Linked DNA regions of Mus musculus: region 2 is linked to region 1. A link is a contact called in ENCODE Hi-C or POLR2A ChIA-PET data. All regions are on one chromosome and are shown on one strand. The core of a region is the stretch at or near the end of the contact, and the rest is flanking DNA. Distances in the headings are between cores, read along the strand shown.

Evidence for each region. Hi-C counts contacts between places; a loop is a spot of excess contacts on that map. ChIA-PET counts read pairs that join two places held with the same protein, here RNA polymerase II (POLR2A).
Region 2: a loop to region 1 is called in a map of left cerebral cortex, with 6 times the contacts of the local background. The contact joins the promoter of Trpc4ap here to the promoter of Gss in region 1. A Hi-C loop is called at or near these places in 1 of 37 maps with a recorded cell type or tissue (left cerebral cortex). POLR2A ChIA-PET finds 5 or more read pairs at or near these places in 1 of 5 experiments (embryonic stem cell).

What each region holds. Positions count from the first base shown.
Region 1 is chr2:155,589,849-155,595,128 of GRCm38, forward strand. Gss (glutathione synthetase) reads right to left here and starts at 2,962. Exons shown (of 13, transcript NM_008180.2): 1 at 2,846-2,962. It overlaps Gssos2 (a long non-coding RNA gene), which reads left to right. Exons shown (of 5, transcript XR_001783522.2): 4 at 2,175-2,320; 5 at 2,604-4,678.
Region 2 is chr2:155,689,373-155,694,652 of GRCm38, forward strand. It overlaps Trpc4ap (transient receptor potential cation channel, subfamily C, member 4 associated protein), which reads right to left and starts at 3,012. Exons shown (of 19, transcript NM_001163452.1): 1 at 2,767-3,012. The coding sequence starts at 2,934.

The DNA.
Region 1 (5,280 bases), core at 1,712-4,211:
ACAGTGGACTAAATGAGAAAAATCAGCTGGGTTTCTCAGCATGTTCAGAGCTTTTTGCAGTCAGTTTCCTGTTCCCATGGTGAAAGACCTGAATCTGGGTAACTATATAAGGAGGTTTCTTATTTGGGCATGATGGTATGTTGTCTATGATCCCAGCAGAAGTAGGAACATTTCTGCAAGTTCAAAGCTAGCCTGAGCTCCATTTTGAGTGCCAGGCCAGCCAGGGCTGTACAGCAAGGTACTGTCTCCAACAGCAGTTGAGCTAACAAGTTTTATTACTTCTTTTCCTGGTCAGGATCTTGCTTTGTCACTCAGGCTGGCCTCCAACTCAGCAATCCTCCACTCTCAGCCTCCCAAGCACTGGTCTCACAGGCAGGCATGACCACACCCAGCTGAATAGTTGACTAATTAAGCTCTCTGCTTTGAAGGTGGAGGGGCTTGGAGCTGGCTTTGTTGAGGACTCCCTGGCTGAGGGTCTTTAATGGTGGGCACATGAGCAGGAAGGAACCAAACAGTGTGTGTGACTCAGGCTCACTCATAACAACTCACTCCTCCAAGAAGTAACTAGGCCTCAAAAGAGCGACCTCAATAGCTTCCAAGGGCAGCTTCCTCAGTGATCTAGGGACATCCCACAGGCCTCACCTCTTAAGGGTCCCACCACTACCCAAAATCACTACACTGGGGACCAAGCCTAACCCATGAACCCATAGCTGAGTGCTAGGCTAGGAACTTGTTCTGTTTGTTCCCACTCCACAAGCAGTGGGAGGCCTGTTAGAGGTTGTATGGAAACCCAGGAACAGGGCCAAAATAACCCATGGCTCCAACATTAGAGCAACTGGACCTCCACTAGTCCCATCTCTCCACAGATGTCTGTCCATGGGCTTCTGCTTGGCTGACAAGACTGTTAAACGGCTGGGAACTGGCAACCCAGAGAAAGAGAACACATTAAAAATAATCACTACAGATGGGCATAGTGGTGCAGGGCTGTAATCCCAGTACTCAGGAGGTGGAGGCAGGAGAACCATGAGTTTGAGGCTAGCCTGGGCTACACAGCAAGTCTCTGTATCAGCTGAAGCAATGGCTCTGTGGGTAAGGTGCTAGCCACACAAACATGAGAAGTCTATCCTCGGCACCCATAAAAGATGGAACACAGTAGTGGGATTGAAGCCAACATCATGCCCCATAGCCTTCAAAGCAGAGAGCTTAATTAGTCAACTATTCAGCTGGGTGTGGTCATGCCTGCCTGTGAGACCAGTGCTTGGGAGGCTGAGAGTGGAGGATTGCTGAGTTGGAGGCCAGCCTGGGTGACAGAGCAAGATCCTGACCAGGAAAAGAAGTAATGAAACTTGTTAGCTCAAATGCTGTTGGAGATACAGCCCTGGCTGGCCTGGCGCTCAGGCTAGGCTAGCTTTGAACTTGCAGTGCTGGGGAGATCATGACAGCTGGACATTTGCAGCTTGCTGGTTAGTGAATGCGAGTGAGCTCCAGGTTCAGTAAGGCCCTGTCTTTAAAAACAAAAAAAATAAGGTAGAGGGCGAAGGAGGGGGCTAGCAGGTAAAGAGCTCAGACCCCCAATTATGCACATAAATCCTGGGCAGATAGTGAGCAGGCTATAATCCCAGAGGTGCAGAGAGGAAGTGCACTGATCAGGGAAGACACCTGATGCTCAGGGCACCCTCACATACAAACACTGACAGCACATCTGCATCTCACACACACACATACATACACACACACACACACACACACCAGTGTTTGGGTGTCCATGCATATTCATGAACAAAAACACTATACTAGTAATAACTAGACAATGCTAACTGGGCCCCTTGTTTTCCTTTCTACAGATTTAACTGTTCTGTGACTTGTTTGGCTGGTGACACTCAAGTTTGTATTTACACAGCAAGTTCTTTCCTGGTTTTCAATCTAGAACACTCCTCCTGCTCCCTGGGGCGGTCCTCCTCTAATGAGTCTCACCCTGACATCCCAGCCTCACGTGCACTTTTCTCTTACAGCCCATTTCTTCCAGTCCTGTGGATTCTGCTGACTAAATGCAGCGCTTTGAATTCCCTCATGTCTGCCTCTACTGCCAACCCACTCCTCTTCCTGGGCACTTTCAGAGTAGTAAAGGCATCTTAAGTGACTAAAACACACCAGCCTCTCTCTCTTACTTTCAGATCTTGGATGATGACGCTTTCCTGCTTTCCTCGCTTTCCTGCTTTCCTCGTGGCTTAAAGGTTCTCCCACTGAGCTACATCCCCAGCCTCTGTACCCCCAACTCTTGATTCTGTTTTGGAAGCCATCGCCGGATTTCTCTGTCCAGGTTCGTACCTCTATCATAAAAATAGCATTTGCCTTGATACTTCATTGAAGGTTAAATAAGTAAGTGGTGAATGAATCACGAAAAACTTTAAAACGCCCACACAGAAATCCCGTTGGACTTTAATCCCCTGGGCGAGGCGAGTGCGGGCTCAGGGCCTCGGGCTACAACACAGTCGCTTGTCCTGTCTTGTCCCCGTGATGGGCCCCGTCCGCTCCCCATCCCTAGACAAAGTTTGTTCCTGATCTCTCCCAGTTTTTGATGGTGGCTTGTTTATTTTCCCTAGAACTCTGGCTCTAGCCTCGCTAACAGTGTCCGAGCTGGGAACCGGCGATCTGGAAATCTAGGTTCAGCACGCCCAGCACAAGCCCCTCACTGGACACAAGTTTCCCGGTGCTCGCCGCGTTCCCAGCCACCGCGTCATCTGCCCGCTCGCCGCGTTCTAATCGCTCTCAGACCCCTCCCTCACCGCTCTCCTCCCAAGGAAACTTGACCCTCGCCAGCCGCCGTCGCGAAGCCCCGACTTACTCGCTCGTTGTCCAGCTGCTCGCCAAGCTCAAACTCCGCACGCCGTTACCCGGGCTCGGGGGGCGGGGCTTCGGTACGACCCAGTGCGCCTGCGCAGACCGCCCCGCAAGGCTAAAGAGGAGGGGTGGGGAAGGAGCCCTGTGTTTATGGAACTGGACGGCGGCCGGGAAGGGGCATTACATGAGCAGTGACCTGGGCTTTAAGGAATACGTCGGTACTCTAGGGAGAGCCTTGGTTGTGGCTACAACGGCGGGATGCTACCTGTTAGCTTAGTTCCCAGAGAGTTAGAGCTAGTGGCACGCTGTGAGATGGGGACACTCAAAGGCAGAAGAGAGCGTCGCATCCTCTGGGAACCCAGAGCAAAAGTTCTCTTAGCCACCCCTGTCTTCAGCCCCCATGGGGCTGTTTGTAAATATGCAAGTTCATTATCCTCTTCCCTCTATACAGACCCCTCATCCTCTGGCAACCTACAGTAATTTAACTTTGTTTTCCCTAGACTGTGAGAGGTTGATTCAAAATCTGAGTTATCTTGTATTAGTCAGGGTTCTCTAGTCACAGAACTTATGGGTAGTCTCTATATAGTGAGGGAATTTGTAGATGACTTACAGTCTGTAGTCCAACTCCCCAACAATGGTCAACAGCAGCTGTGAATGTCAGTCCAAGGATCTAGCTCAGTCCCACAAGGCAAGCAGGGCAAAGAAGAGCTAATCTTCCTTCTTCCAATGTCCTTATGTAGGTCTCCATCAGAAGGTGTGGCTCAGATTAAAAGTGTGTGCCTGGATCTGGGACTTGCTTTGTCCCAGATGACCTTAAACTCAGAGGTCTCCCTGTCTTAATCTTCTGGAATTCATAGTCACTAGGCCTCAAGATCTCCATGCCAAGATCCAGGTCAGAAACTTGTATCTCCCAGTCTCCAGATTAGGATCACAGGTGAACCTTCCAATTCTGGATTGTAGTTCATTCCAGATATAGTCAAGTTGACAATCAGGAATAGCCACTATATATACCTGATTTTAAAAAAAGATGTTCCTTTCTGATAAAAATTTTCCTGAAATGAATGTATCTGATCAAACCCTAGGGAATTATGCCTAAGATAGCAAACTCCTAATTGGTTTGGTGTAAATAAAAGGTGGGCTCTAGAGTGTGGGGCAGGCTGTTAAGAGCTGGCCTCAGGAAGAAACCTTGAGGCTGGAGATTTAGCAGAGACAAGACGCCATTCTATATATTAGGTACAGACAGACATGATCCAGAGTTAGCTGTAAGTTGGTGAGGCTCCAAGCCATCGCTGTGAAGGGAAAAAAGGGGAGGGGGAATGTCAAATTGAAGAGAGATTTATGAAGGAGAATTTCTACTGACTGTAAATCAGTGGCCTAACCCAGGGACCAAAATCCTTCCAACTCTTTAGATAAAGCAGGTGCCTCTCTCCAGTCTAGGAAGGACAGCCCTCCAGATGTCTCGTATGAATGGGACAGAGTTGGCAGGGAGGTGATCTGGCTGTTGCCAGAATAATGTTTGTGGTCTGATACCTTTTTCTTATTGCTTCTATAATGACCAGGTAGGAAGCAGCTGCCCCGACTGACAGACAAAAGTCACTGTATTAACCAGAGGTAAAGGTAGCTATTTCTGGTACTAAATGAATTACAGTACGCAGGGAGTAAGTGCTGGCTTGTACCTTTAATTCCAGCCTTTGGAAGGCAGAGGCAGGAGGATCTCAGTGAGTTCTAGACCAGCCTGGTTTACATAACCAGTTCCAGGCCAGCCAGAGTTAGTTAGATCTTATCTCAAAACCAAAACAAACAAAAATGAAATTATAATAAAAACAAAAGCACCAAGGCCCAGGACTCTCTATACAGCTTCCTTTCTTCTAAGATGGATCAGCAATGGTCTATCTGGTGATTATGGGTGACATTTGGGGAGGACCCAGATGTTAATGGCCCTTTGGCTGGGTCTCCTCACATTGTGGGAGGTGAAGTGGCTTCATTTCTGTTTTGTAGATATGGCAGCTGAGCCTGAGAGGTGATCTAACTTGTCCAAAGTGACCTGGTTGATAATAAGAGGGAATGAAGGACTTGCCATCCCGGGAAATCGTAGCCCCTTCCCGCTCCTCTCCTTGGATGATTTACTGCTAAATTTTAGCACAACTGTCTCCTTGTCTGTCACTCAGACGTCACCATCACATGACCACCCCTGTCTGTCATTGTCACTCAGATGTTCACCACCACCACCCCTGTCTGTCACATGAAGGTTTTTTTTTTTCATACCAGTCATCAGTGCATGGAATTACTTCTCTTTGTCATTTCATCTCCTGAATGTGAATTCCCAGCACCTACCTTGTTCACTCCCCCTGACAGGTCCATGGGACAGGAAAAGATGGAGAAGCAACTTCTACAACAAAACAGGTTTAACCTGAGAAAATATCAACACCTCTAGGTCAA
Region 2 (5,280 bases), core at 1,762-4,261, 100 kb after region 1:
AAGGAAATTCTACCATATGGTATGACTCAGATAAACCTTCAGGGCTTTTGGTCAAGCTCACAGCAAGACAGAGCAGAAGGGTGGGTAGCTGGGGAGGGGCCTGAGGAGTTACTCGGTGGATCGAGTTTCATTCAGGTTTATAAGCTGGGAAAGTTCTAGAGCTCTGGTGTGCATCCATGTGAGACTAGTAAACACTACTGATCTGTCATTTCAAGCAGAAGCAATGATTACTGTTATGCATATTTTTTATTTAAAGGGTATTTTAGGTAGGTGGAGCTCTTGTTACAGCCCAGCCTGCTGCCCCTTGCAGTGCACTTAATAAATCTGATTTTCTCCCCTCCACCGCCCCCTCTAAAGTTTTTTTAAAACTTGGCACTTTCCTACTCTGCCATATGCCATAACCAGTATGCGTACTGTACTATGGAGATATGGGTGAGCAAGTAATTTATTCTGCATATCGGGAGAGGGAGTGCAGAGCAAGGAAAAACCCTGAAGAACTCTACTAAGAAAGGGAACTAACTATAAGATGTGAAGGTCCCTGCATCATTATCACTACTATTTGGGAGACGGGCGCTCTAATCCAACATCTGAAATAGCTCCCACACCTTTATAAAACTACCAAAGAAATATGCAATTATTATTTATTATTATTATCATTATTATTTATAATAATAGGCTAAGAAGGTAAGCAATCAAAACAAACTTTGGGGATTGACAGAGTAATAATAATGGTAACCACAATGAGCAGCCAAAACAGGCTCCAAGAATATTTTAGTAACCTTTTAATCTAGTTCCCTAGCATTCCTACATTTCAGCTTTGAAAGCAAATTCTTCTCCTAAATTGCCTCCTTCAGCGTGTTAAAGAACGTCTCGGGTTCACTGTTCTTCGTGATCACCTGGAGGGATGTTAGGAATCATACCGCCCAACCTTTCTAAACCTCCGTTTCCTTATCTGTGTTAAAAGTTGGAACTCAAGGCCGCGCAGTGGTAGCGCACACCTTTGATCCCAGCACTTGGGAAGCAGAGGCACGTGGATTTATGAGTTCGAGACCAGCCTGGTCTACAGAGAAAAATCCTGCCTCAAAAAACCAAAAGAGAGCAAGAGAGAAAGAGAGAGAGAGAGATGAATTCAACATATGGCTCAAGCTATTGAAGATTTCTGGGTTTGGTAGAAGGCACCTGTAGTCCCAGCACTAAGAGGGCAGTGGTAGGAGGACGTCCACAAGTTCAAGGCCAGCCTCATCTATATGAGTTTCAAGGCCAGTCAAATCTACACAGGGAGAGCCTGTCTCAAAAGTAAACTCACTTTCAAAAAAAGTCAACAGCCTGCATGCACATTGACTGATCCAAAACTATGTGATCATTAAAGGTTAGCCATTCCTCTCTCTGCCTGTCCTGACACACTCGCTCAGTGAGGTATTCTGGCTTCAAGGACAGAGCAAGTATTTCTCACCTCTTCTTAAGGCAAATGCAGAGGAATGCAATGAAGAAAAGACTGCTCATCTACAGTTTCTATAGGGAAATTCAGCCGCCCCTTCACCTGCGACCATTTCACCTTGATCTGTTCAGTTCTTTCAGTAATATTCAAATGGATCAAAATTAACTTTAAATATGTAGCGGTGTATAGAAAAATCTCACACCCATTCTCTCATCCACTCACCTAATTCCTGCCCGTCCCTCTCCCATCAACACTGTTTGGTTCCTTATGTAGTCCTCAAAACTATATACAAAGCTATCTTGAAATTAAGCTAATGTTTTCAAAGTAAGTTCTGGGATCACCTGGGAGAAAGAAGAAAAAGTGAGAGGAGTCACCTATCCTCATCTATTTATTCTAAGGTTGTGCCCTATACACCCCCCTCCCCCGCAACACACAGACACACACCCTACACCACCACATGTATAGGACATCAATCATTACACTTAATAAGCTAGACACTAAACAGAACAATAACTGATTACCCTTCAGCCCTTATATGCACCTGAAATACACTAACACTTGACACATCTATCTCCTCTGAATTTGACAATAGCCTTAAAGGGTGAATTAAATGAGTAAACAACGGCCCTGAAAGGTAACTTGCCCGAGGGAGAAAGAGAATAGGGCTTTGAACTAAAGTTCTTCCCCCAAAGCATGTATCCCTACGCTAGTAAAAGAGTCTTCTGCACCCGTTGGAGCTCAGCCTAATGTGAGATACAGGCGTGAAAGGGCAGACAACAAAGAAATATGCAATTACAGGCAAAGAAAATAGAGCATCAGAAAACGAATTGGGTGATCTGATAGAATAACAACCGGGGGGCCTACTTTAGAAAAGGAGGAGGAACGTTGAGGCCTCTGGGAAGATGACATTTATCATAAGCTTGGGAACCGTTTGGGGGCGGGGGGGCGCTGCAGTGAAGAGGACCCCGTCCTGCTCACAAGGGGCAAACACGAGACCAGTAGAAGATGAAGCCAACTCGCCAAGGTCCTCCAGACACGCAGACGTGGCGCAGGGAAATGAGGATCTAGAAACTCGGCCCAGGGCTTAGACGCGCCATCAATACCCCAGGCAGCTCGACTCCACTCGGCCCAGACCCGCAGGCCTCCAAGCTGGCCACTGCCCTCCGTCCCAACGCGGCTGACAGCGTCCGGACCGCACACAGGACAGCGCCGCGGCCAGCCAAGGGGGATCTGGACGGTCCGCAGCGGCCTGGAAAGGCCTCTTCCCCGGCCCCTGGCCAGCTCCAGCCTGGCCCGCCCCGCCCCGCCCCTCCGGGCCGGCCTCGTACCTGCACCGCCCGGACCAGGCCTCGGCCGGTGAGCTGGCCCTGCCGCAGCTGCAGCAGGATGTTACCCGGCCGCGGTCGACCTCCCCAGCCGCCCCACGCCGCCGCGGTAGCTGCCAACCGCCTCCCCCGGCTGGCCCCAGCTCCAGCCGCTGCGGGCGCTGCCGCCATGTCTCCTCGTCCGACAAACAGGAAGCAAGCGGTCCCGGAGCCGTGTCGATTTCTACGGGGCGGCGGAGGACTCTCTACATCGCCCCTAGTGGACTGACGCGGAGGTGCAAGCCGCGTGGCAGGGACTGTGCGTGCCCCGACGCCTTATGGGAACTGTAGTCTTTACCGAGGGGGAGCAGGTAGCTGAGATGTGGCTCTTCCTGGCCCTCCAGTTTGCTGAGTGGGATACCTCCAGCATTTCTTCGAGGTTGCTCCAAGTGGAAAACCAGTCACTATGTGCACAAGCTCTCAAAATTTTCGCTAGCTGGAAATGATGCAAGCCCAGTGTCCAGGGAAAAATTCTAGGCCCTAGGCCAGAGTTGACACTTGACACGTGTCCCCTTCCTTTTACAATTGACTTTAGCCAAGTCACTACACATTACCCCTAGCCCTCAGTCCATTCAATATTTAGGTCCTGGGAGCCAGACTAGTCAACTAATATTTTTATTACAATTAACAAATATGTGCTTTATGTAAATGAGACGTAAAGGACCATCAATGCTATTGCTTATTCGAAGAAAATGGCGAAAAATATTTCATTTACAGATAGATGTCAAAAAATAGTTCCTAAAGGCACCAGCTGTACTCCTCATACTGAATATATAGGTGAGGTGGAGGGCGAGGTGATAAGCAGAACAGCAGAGGGCCCTGTTAGGGGACGAGGGTTTCAGGGGACCACAGCTAATCCACACAAACAAATGTAGTTATTTATTTGGCAAACTGTATCCCCTATCAAATAGAATATTGCCCTCATTTTCCCCGCAAGTAGAACTGAATTCACTGGCTCCGACAAACCTCGGAAGCAGGGTGGTGCTGACTCTCCCCACTTTCTCTTCTAGGAGGCTATCTTGTAACAAAAATAAGTTGAGTGTGCCAAATTAGGATGCCATGAAGTTTGCTACTTGTAACTAAGGTGGCTATAATTTGTTGCCCAAACCAAAAGTCCTTAAAAAGTGAAATGATGTAATAAGTAACTTGCAGTGGAACAACAGCAGGCATTTGAGATCGCTGCCAAGGCAAACTAGACTGTGACTGACATCTGCATGCTACTTGCAAGGTGTGGCTCCCACTCGCTCCAGCAGATCACTGCCTGGTGACCTGGTTTAAGACAAAGAAAATAGGATAAGGAGAGATGAGTCAGTGGGTAGAAGCACTGGCTGCCAAAACTGACGACCTAAGTTGTTGGGTCCAATGAACCCATGTTGGTGAAAGGAGAAAATAATTCCTCCAAACTGCCCTCTAATCAATCTCTCTCTCCCTCTCCCTCTCCCTCTCCCTCTCCCTCTCCCTCTCCCTCTCCCTCTCCCTCTCCCTCTCCCTCTCCCTCTCCCTCTCCCTCTCTCTCTCTCTCACACACACACACTTTAAATGTAATTTTTTTTGTTGTTTTGGGGTTTTTTTGTTTTTGTTTTTCAAGACAGGGTTTCTCTGTGTAGCCCTGGCTGTCCTAGAACTCACTCTGTAGACCAGGCTGGCCTCGAACTCAGAAATCTGCCTGCCTCTGCCTCCCAAGTTCTGGGATTAAAGGAACGTGCTACCACTATTCGGCTTAAATGTAATTTTTTAAAAAAGATTTATTTATTATTATACATAAGTACACTGTAGCTGTCTTCAGACACACCAGAAGAGGGTGTCAGATCTTATTACGGATGGTTGTGAGCCACCATGTGTTTGCTGGGATTTGAACTCAGGACCTCTGGAAGAGCAGTCAGTGCTCTTACCTGCTGAGCCATCTCGCCAGCCCTAAATGTAATTTTTTTTAAAAGATTTATTTATTGATTATATGTAAGTACACTGTAGCTGTCTTCAGACACTCCAGAAGAGGGAGTCAGATCTTGTTACGGATGGTTGTGAGCCACCATGTGGTTGCTGGGATTTGAACTCCTGACTTTCGGAAGAGCAGTCGGGTACTCTTACCCACTGAGCCATCTCACCAGCCCCTAAATGTAATTTTTAAAGTTAAATTTTTTTATTGAAAGAGAGCAAGAAGAGGGAGGGTTTAGAGGGAGGAAAGGGAAGAAAAATGACATAATTACATAATACTCTCAAAAGTAAAAGAAATAATTTTTTAAAAAAGGAAAAAACTTTATAAAATAAAAGCCATAAAACTGCATTAAAAAAAAAAAAAAGCCGGTCAGTGGTGGCGCACCCTTTAATCCCAGCACTTGGGAGGCAGAGGCAGGCTGATCTCTGAGTTCGAGGCCAACCTGGTCTACAGAGTGAGTTCCAGGACAGCCAGGGCTACACAGAGTAATCTGTAATCCTGTCTCAAAAACAAAAACAAAAAACAAAAAACAAAACACAAAA